Regions from separate parts of the Homo sapiens genome. Here region 2 is linked to region 1. Evidence: chromatin contacts called from ENCODE POLR2A ChIA-PET data. All regions are on one chromosome and are shown on one strand. Each heading gives the region's core, a stretch centred on a gene start or an enhancer-like site at or near the end of the contact. The rest is flanking DNA. Distances are from core to core; before and after follow the strand shown. Region 1 overlaps NOTCH1 (notch receptor 1). Region 2 has its middle 16 kb from the start of FBXW5.

The links. ChIA-PET counts read pairs that join two places held with the same protein, here RNA polymerase II (POLR2A).
Region 2: POLR2A ChIA-PET joins it to region 1 with 11 read pairs in Panc1. The contact joins two enhancer-like sites. POLR2A ChIA-PET finds 5 or more read pairs at or near these places in 2 of 52 experiments (Panc1 and activated T-cell).

The regions. Positions count from the first base shown.
Region 1 is chr9:136,510,757-136,513,719 of GRCh38, forward strand. NOTCH1 (notch receptor 1) reads right to left here. Exons shown (of 34, transcript NM_017617.5): 14 at 2,636-2,781; 15 at 2,265-2,378; 16 at 396-515; 17 at 1-49. The region is part of intron 1 of LOC124902310 (a long non-coding RNA gene); the gene reads left to right. Among named protein-coding and RNA genes, the nearest start is that of MIR4673, 7.4 kb to the right of the region's middle. Within about 2 kb of position 1,440, at least 9 of the 41 ENCODE cell types and tissues checked have a DNase peak (open chromatin) inside an H3K27ac peak, as active enhancers do.
Region 2 is chr9:136,927,450-136,930,412 of GRCh38, forward strand. No RefSeq gene overlaps it. Among named protein-coding and RNA genes, the nearest start is that of FBXW5, 16 kb to the right of the region's middle. Within about 2 kb of position 1,368, at least 7 of the 41 ENCODE cell types and tissues checked have a DNase peak (open chromatin) inside an H3K27ac peak, as active enhancers do.

The DNA.
Region 1 (2,963 bases), core at 190-2,689:
CGGCACGGGCTCAGAACGCACTCGTTGATGTCGACCTCACAGGTCTGCCCTGCGGGGCAGGAGGAGGCCGGTTGGTCACCAGCGGCCCCTGGCCCTCCAGGCCCTTCCCAGGCTGGCCCACCCACCTACAGTGCCTCTCCCGACCCAGGAGTAGGCTTCCGTGACCCCAGGACCATCCCCTCTCCCCTAATTTTGGCCTAAGAAGGTCACAGGAACTGGAGTTGGGAACGGTGCTCCCAGGTCAATTCCTGATTCCAGAACTTCTCCGACCAGGGCCTCCTCAGCACCCACCAGCTCCTCTTCAAAGACTCATCTAGCCTGCCTGGGAGCTGCCTGTGTCCCGCAGACATCCTGACCTCCCATCCCAGCCCTCACCGGGCCCTGGCCAGCCTCACCTTGCCAGCCCGTGGGGCAGACACAGGAGAAGCTCTCATAGTCCTCGGATTGCCTGCACTCCCCGCCGTTTCTGCAGGGGCTGGGGGCACACGGGGCCAGCACCACCTCACACGTGGCACCTGCGGGAAGGAGACACACGTGACCCCGGGAGCCTCACCCAGAGGGATCTCCCAAATCGGCCACCGCCTGCTGGTCTTTCCGCCATCAGAGTGCCGTCTGCTGGTCCCGCCGGGAGGCAAATGTGCACCGAGACCCCTGAGCGCTCCCGGCTGTGCCAGGACCCTGACCCAGGGAGGAGTGGAGCACAGATGGGGGGACGCTGAAGACAAGCTGCACAAATGTCACGCTCAGAAGCCACCCCTCATTCCCGGTTGGCAGCGGGGCACAGCCTAGGCCTCACCCCACCAGGCGTGCCCAGGAACAAGGACTGCACCAGGAGAGGCGGCCTCAGTCGGGTGGGCTCCACGACACTGCAGGGACCTGGGCCCACCCCGGACGCAAGCCCCCTCATCTCTGGGTGACGAGGAAAGGCCCTGGCCTGAGACCGAGGCCTGAAACTAATCCTGGGGCTCCGTGTCACAGGCAGCAAACGCCCATCACGGGAGGCCAACAAACAAGGGCTGCGATGGAGGGGACAGGCCCAGGCCCCCAGCACATCCTGCGTGTCGGGGCACGGGGCACGGCCTGGAGACCTCCAGGGCCACGCAGGGTGTCTGGCAAAGGCTATGTGGGAACCACGTGCACAGCCGAGGGCCTTTTTCTGCACAAGCCCATGGCCGAGCTTCCTGTTTATAGCCGTGGGGACTGCGTTATCTTCCCTGTCCCCCATTATCTCCCTGGCCTGCTGGGGCGACTTTCCAGGGCCTCTCTTCCTATTGGTTTCCACGGTGACCCGGGCAGGCAGGAACTGCGCCAGAGTTTCCGACAATTGTGCGAAAGGAAGCAGGAAGCGGGCAGATAGGAAGCGGGTCAGCACCGCCGCTCCTCCTGCCGGCCCGATCGACGTGTCTGAAAGGGACAGGGGCGCCCAGCCGTGGAGGGAGGGTCCTCACTGACTGACACAGGAGAGAAAACCCAGGTCCTTAACTTCGGTCAAAGAAAACAGCGTTCTGGCCACAGGCTGCTGGATGTCATGGGAACCGCAGGCGTGGGACCTCCAGCCCGGCTGCCTGGCCCAGGCAGGCCCTCCCTGACCAGGCCCCGTGGCAGCACCCTCTGCCCGCTCCTGGGGAGCGCCAGGACCCCGGTGCTTGTGGACTCTTCTTTGTCTTTTCTAGAGGAGATCATTTCCTGTGATCCCCTTGGCTGGGTTCATAGCAGGGGCTGGACAGTTGGGGGAACATCCCCCTCCCCGCTCAGCCCAAACAGAGGGCTCCTTGTTCCGCTCACACAAAGAGAGCCCGCCATCAAAGGAATCCCTCAGGTCCGGCTGGCGGGGGTGGGGAAGCCCGGCCCCCAGAGACCCCAGCAGGGTGGGCGCCGGGAGCACGGAGCCCAGTGACCCAGGCCCGGCCCTGCTAAGGATTCACCTGCATCTTACCTGTGTCTTGCGGCAGGCTTGCCAGGTAAAACACATGCTTGCATGAAAATTTTCTCCCAGGCATCCTGTATCTTTGCTAATCTGCCAACCCCACCCCCGGGAGAAGGCCCACATACTGCAGGGGCCTAAGGCACTCAGTGAGGCGCAGAACCTTCTGGAAGGCCCCGCCCCAAGAAAGCCACCACTTTACCCTCCAGTCACGGCTTCCCAGGCCGCCCCCACCCCTGGCCCCACCCTCTCCAGCACAGGCTCCGCCCTCTCCAGCACAGGTCCCGCCCCTCCCACATAGGCCCCGCCCCCTCCAGCACAGGCCCCACCCACCCCTCACCTGTGTAGGGCAGCAGGCAGTTGCACTTGTACCCGGCAACGTCGTCAATACACGTGCCCTGGTTCAGACATGGGTTGGACGCACACTCGTTGATGTTGGTCTGGCAGTTGGGACCTGGAGGGAAGGGGACAGCACTCGGCATGTCCAGCACTCCCAGGCACCTTGGCAGGGCCCCACAACAGCAGCCCTGGGCCTGCTCCCCACCCCAGGCCCCTCCTCATCTCCAAGAGCCAGAGGCCTGGAGCTAAGGCTTTGCCACGGGAGGGAGACACCATGCATGGTGCTGGCTGGACCTGGGTCCCGATCCTGTGTCTCCAGCTCCCCAGACTCGAGGGCGGCCCTCTGCACTGAGAAACGCGCAGCCCACTCACCGCTGAAGCCCTCCCGGCAGGTGCACACGTAGCCACTGGTCATGTCTTTGCAGGTGCCGCCGTTGACACAAGGGTTGGATTCACACTCATTGTTGTTGATGTCACAGTTGGTCCCACTCCACCCAGGGTCACAGTCGCACTTGTACCTGCAAGGGGGACCACACTGCAGGTCGAGGGAGGCCCGAGCAGCACGGCCGGGGCCTGGGCACTCCCGGGTCTGCAATGCCCTATGGGCTGGCGGAGGTGCCCATCCACTCAGACTCGCAGAGTCCTTTAGTGGGGGCAGGCTGGGCGCTGTGGCTCACACCTGTAATCCCAGCACTTTGGG
Region 2 (2,963 bases), core at 118-2,617, 420 kb after region 1:
CTTTTAATGCATCTTGTGCTGGGCACTCTACATGGTGGATTCTGACTGCCGTGTGTGAGTTCCCTAGAGAGCACCTTCCAGTCTCTTCCCGTGTCTTCAGGGTTTGGTGACTGGAGATAGCCAGACCTGCTCTCGTGGGTCTCCTGTCAACCTGGAAGGAGGGTTGGTGGTTTCTAGGCCTCCCCTTTTTAGCAGTTGCCAGCTTGCTTTGCAGAGGGGCTGCATCCGGTCCTTCCACCAGCACCAGGGGGAGGGTTCCCATCACTCCCATCCCTCCCATCCCTGCCCGTGCTTCGTGTTGTTGGAATTGAGATGCTGCAGCGTGCTGTGTGTGAAGTGAAGTGGCATCGCTGTCACGTGCGTTTCTCTGATGACTCGGCGGAGTCAGGCGTCTTTACCACGCTTACCTCTCCCTTGGATTCTCTCCCGTGCGAATTGCCTGTTGATGTCTTTTTCTCATTTTTCTTCTGGTTGTTGGTCTGGGTCTTATTCTGCTGGTTGGTAGGAGTTCCTGATATTCCTGATTACGGATTCTCGGTTGTGTCTTTGAACTGCGTTTCTGTTGCTCCTGATGTGCAGAAGCTTAAGCCTTACACATGATCAGCTGATCTTATCCTTTATGAATGGTGCTATTTCCGACCGACTCAGAACATCCTGACCTTCCCTGAGGCTGGAAACCACTGTCATGTTTTCGTCTAATGATTGTGAAGTTTTGTCTTTAACATACTGGGCTTCTATATTTGGGGATTTGTTTGTATGTGACAGGTTTTGCTGGGTCACTGCAGTTTGTTAAAACAGATTGATTGAGGTCATCTCTTCTCACTTAAAACGAAATGGAACTGTGAAATGAGAGGAATGGACCAAAAAAAAATCCTCCCCCAGGGACAAAGATGGGGAAGAAGCCAACATCCCACAAAGGATTTGAACCCATTTTGGAAGGTGGGAAGTGGGTTGGTGGGTGGCTGCTGAGCAGAAGAGGGCTGAGGGGGAAGCTGGCCACACCGGGAGGCCCTGGCATGGAGCAGAGTCTAAAAGTGGATCAACTGAAAGACGGGGCAGAGCAGCTACCTTGGAGGTCCTTTGCCAGAGCAGCCGGATGGTCCTCCTGGCCCTCACCTCCCTGCAGTGGAGATGGAGGTCTGGAGAACCTGGGGAAGAGCTGAGGACCGCACCCCCCACGCAGTGAGAGCAGCATCGGGCTCCAGGCTGCAGAAGGGGCAGAGGTCTGCACTCGGAACAATTCCCTAGGCACTGGCTGCCACACCAAGAGGCTCCCACGAAGCAGACCAAGGCCCTTGAGGGACAAAATGCTCTGGAGCAGCCCCGTGGGCAGGCCTGGCCCAGCCGCCTCATGGCCTTCTGGGGAAGTGACAGGCTCTGTGCAAACCCACAGAGGTACCATCGTCACTACCTAATTTTGGGACATTTCATCACCCTGCAGAGAAACCTTCCCTTAGCAGTCACTGTTCCCTCCCGCTCAGCCCCTGACAGCCAGCCATAAACCTACCTTCTGTCTCTATAGATTTGCCTACTCAGGACATTCATGTGAATGTGGCCTTTGCTTTTACTCAGCAAGATATTTTCATGGTTCCTGTGTGTTGCAGCATGCATTGGAGTTTCATTCCTTCTAATGGCTGAATAATCTCTTGTATGGATGCACCACACCTTATTTATCCATTCATCCGTTGCTGGACATTTGGGTGGTTTCTACTTTTTGGCTACTCTGAAAATGCTGCTGTGAACATTTGTGAACAAGTTTTTATGGGGACGTGTATTTGTTTTCATTTCTCTTGAATATTTATACCGAGGAGTAGAGCTGCTGGGCCGCTTGTTCAGCTCTTGGAGGAATTGCCGAACTTTTGTGTCACCTTACATCTCCCTCAGGAAGTGTTTTTTTTTTTTTTTTTTTTTTTTGAGACGGAATCTCGTTCTGTCTTCCTGGCTGGAATACAATGGCACAATCTCGGCTCACTGCAGCCTCCGCCTCCCAGGTTCAAGCAATTCTCCTGCCTCAGCTTCCTGAGTAGCTGGGATTACAGCTGTGAGCCACCACGCCTGGCTAATTTTTGTATTTTTAGTAGAGACAGGGCTTTACCATGTTGGCCAGGCTGGTCTCGAACTGCTGACCTCAGGTGATCTGCCCACCTCAGCCTCCCAAAGTGCTGGGATTGCAGGTGTTGCACCTGGCCCCTAATAACATTTTTAAATTTCACGTAGTAAAATTGATTTGTTCTTTTGTTTTGTTCATGGAACATTCAATTCCATGGATGTTCACACCTGTGCAGATGTGGGTAAGCACCATACCTGGGAGACAGGCGAGCCCTGCCATCTCAGAAGACTGTTCCACTTTCCCCATAGTCACCACCCCGACCCGTGGCAGCCACACACCTGTCCTCCACCACTGTAGTTATGTCTTTCCAAGAAGGTCCCATAATGGAGTCCTACAATGCGTGGCTGGGAGCAGCGAGATCTGCAGAACGCCGCTGAGACTGATCAGGATGCGTGCATCAGCATTTGTTTTCTCTCTTTTTTTTTTGTTTTTTTTGGAGTAGTGCTCTATGGATGGATCAGTTTGTCTCGTCACCTGTTGAAGGGTGTTTGGGTTGTTTCTAATGTTTTGCAGGTCTGAATAGAGCTGCTATAAACATTTGTGTACAGGTTGTTGAGCAAGTTTTTATTTCATTAAGGTAGTTAGCAGTGGGGCTGCTGGATCACACAGTAAGTGTATTTTTAAATTCAAAAGAAACTGCCAAGCACTTTCCAGAATAGCTGTAGCCTGTTGTGGAATGCCAGCATGAGCCACAGTTCCCGCTGCTCCACATCCTTGTGGGCACTTTGTGTTGTCAGCATTCTTTTTTAATTTCTTTTTAAGATATAGGGTCTTGCTCTGTCACCCAGGCTGGAGCGCAATGGCGCAGTCCTACCTCACTGCAGCCTCAAACCCCTGAGCTCCAGTGATCCTC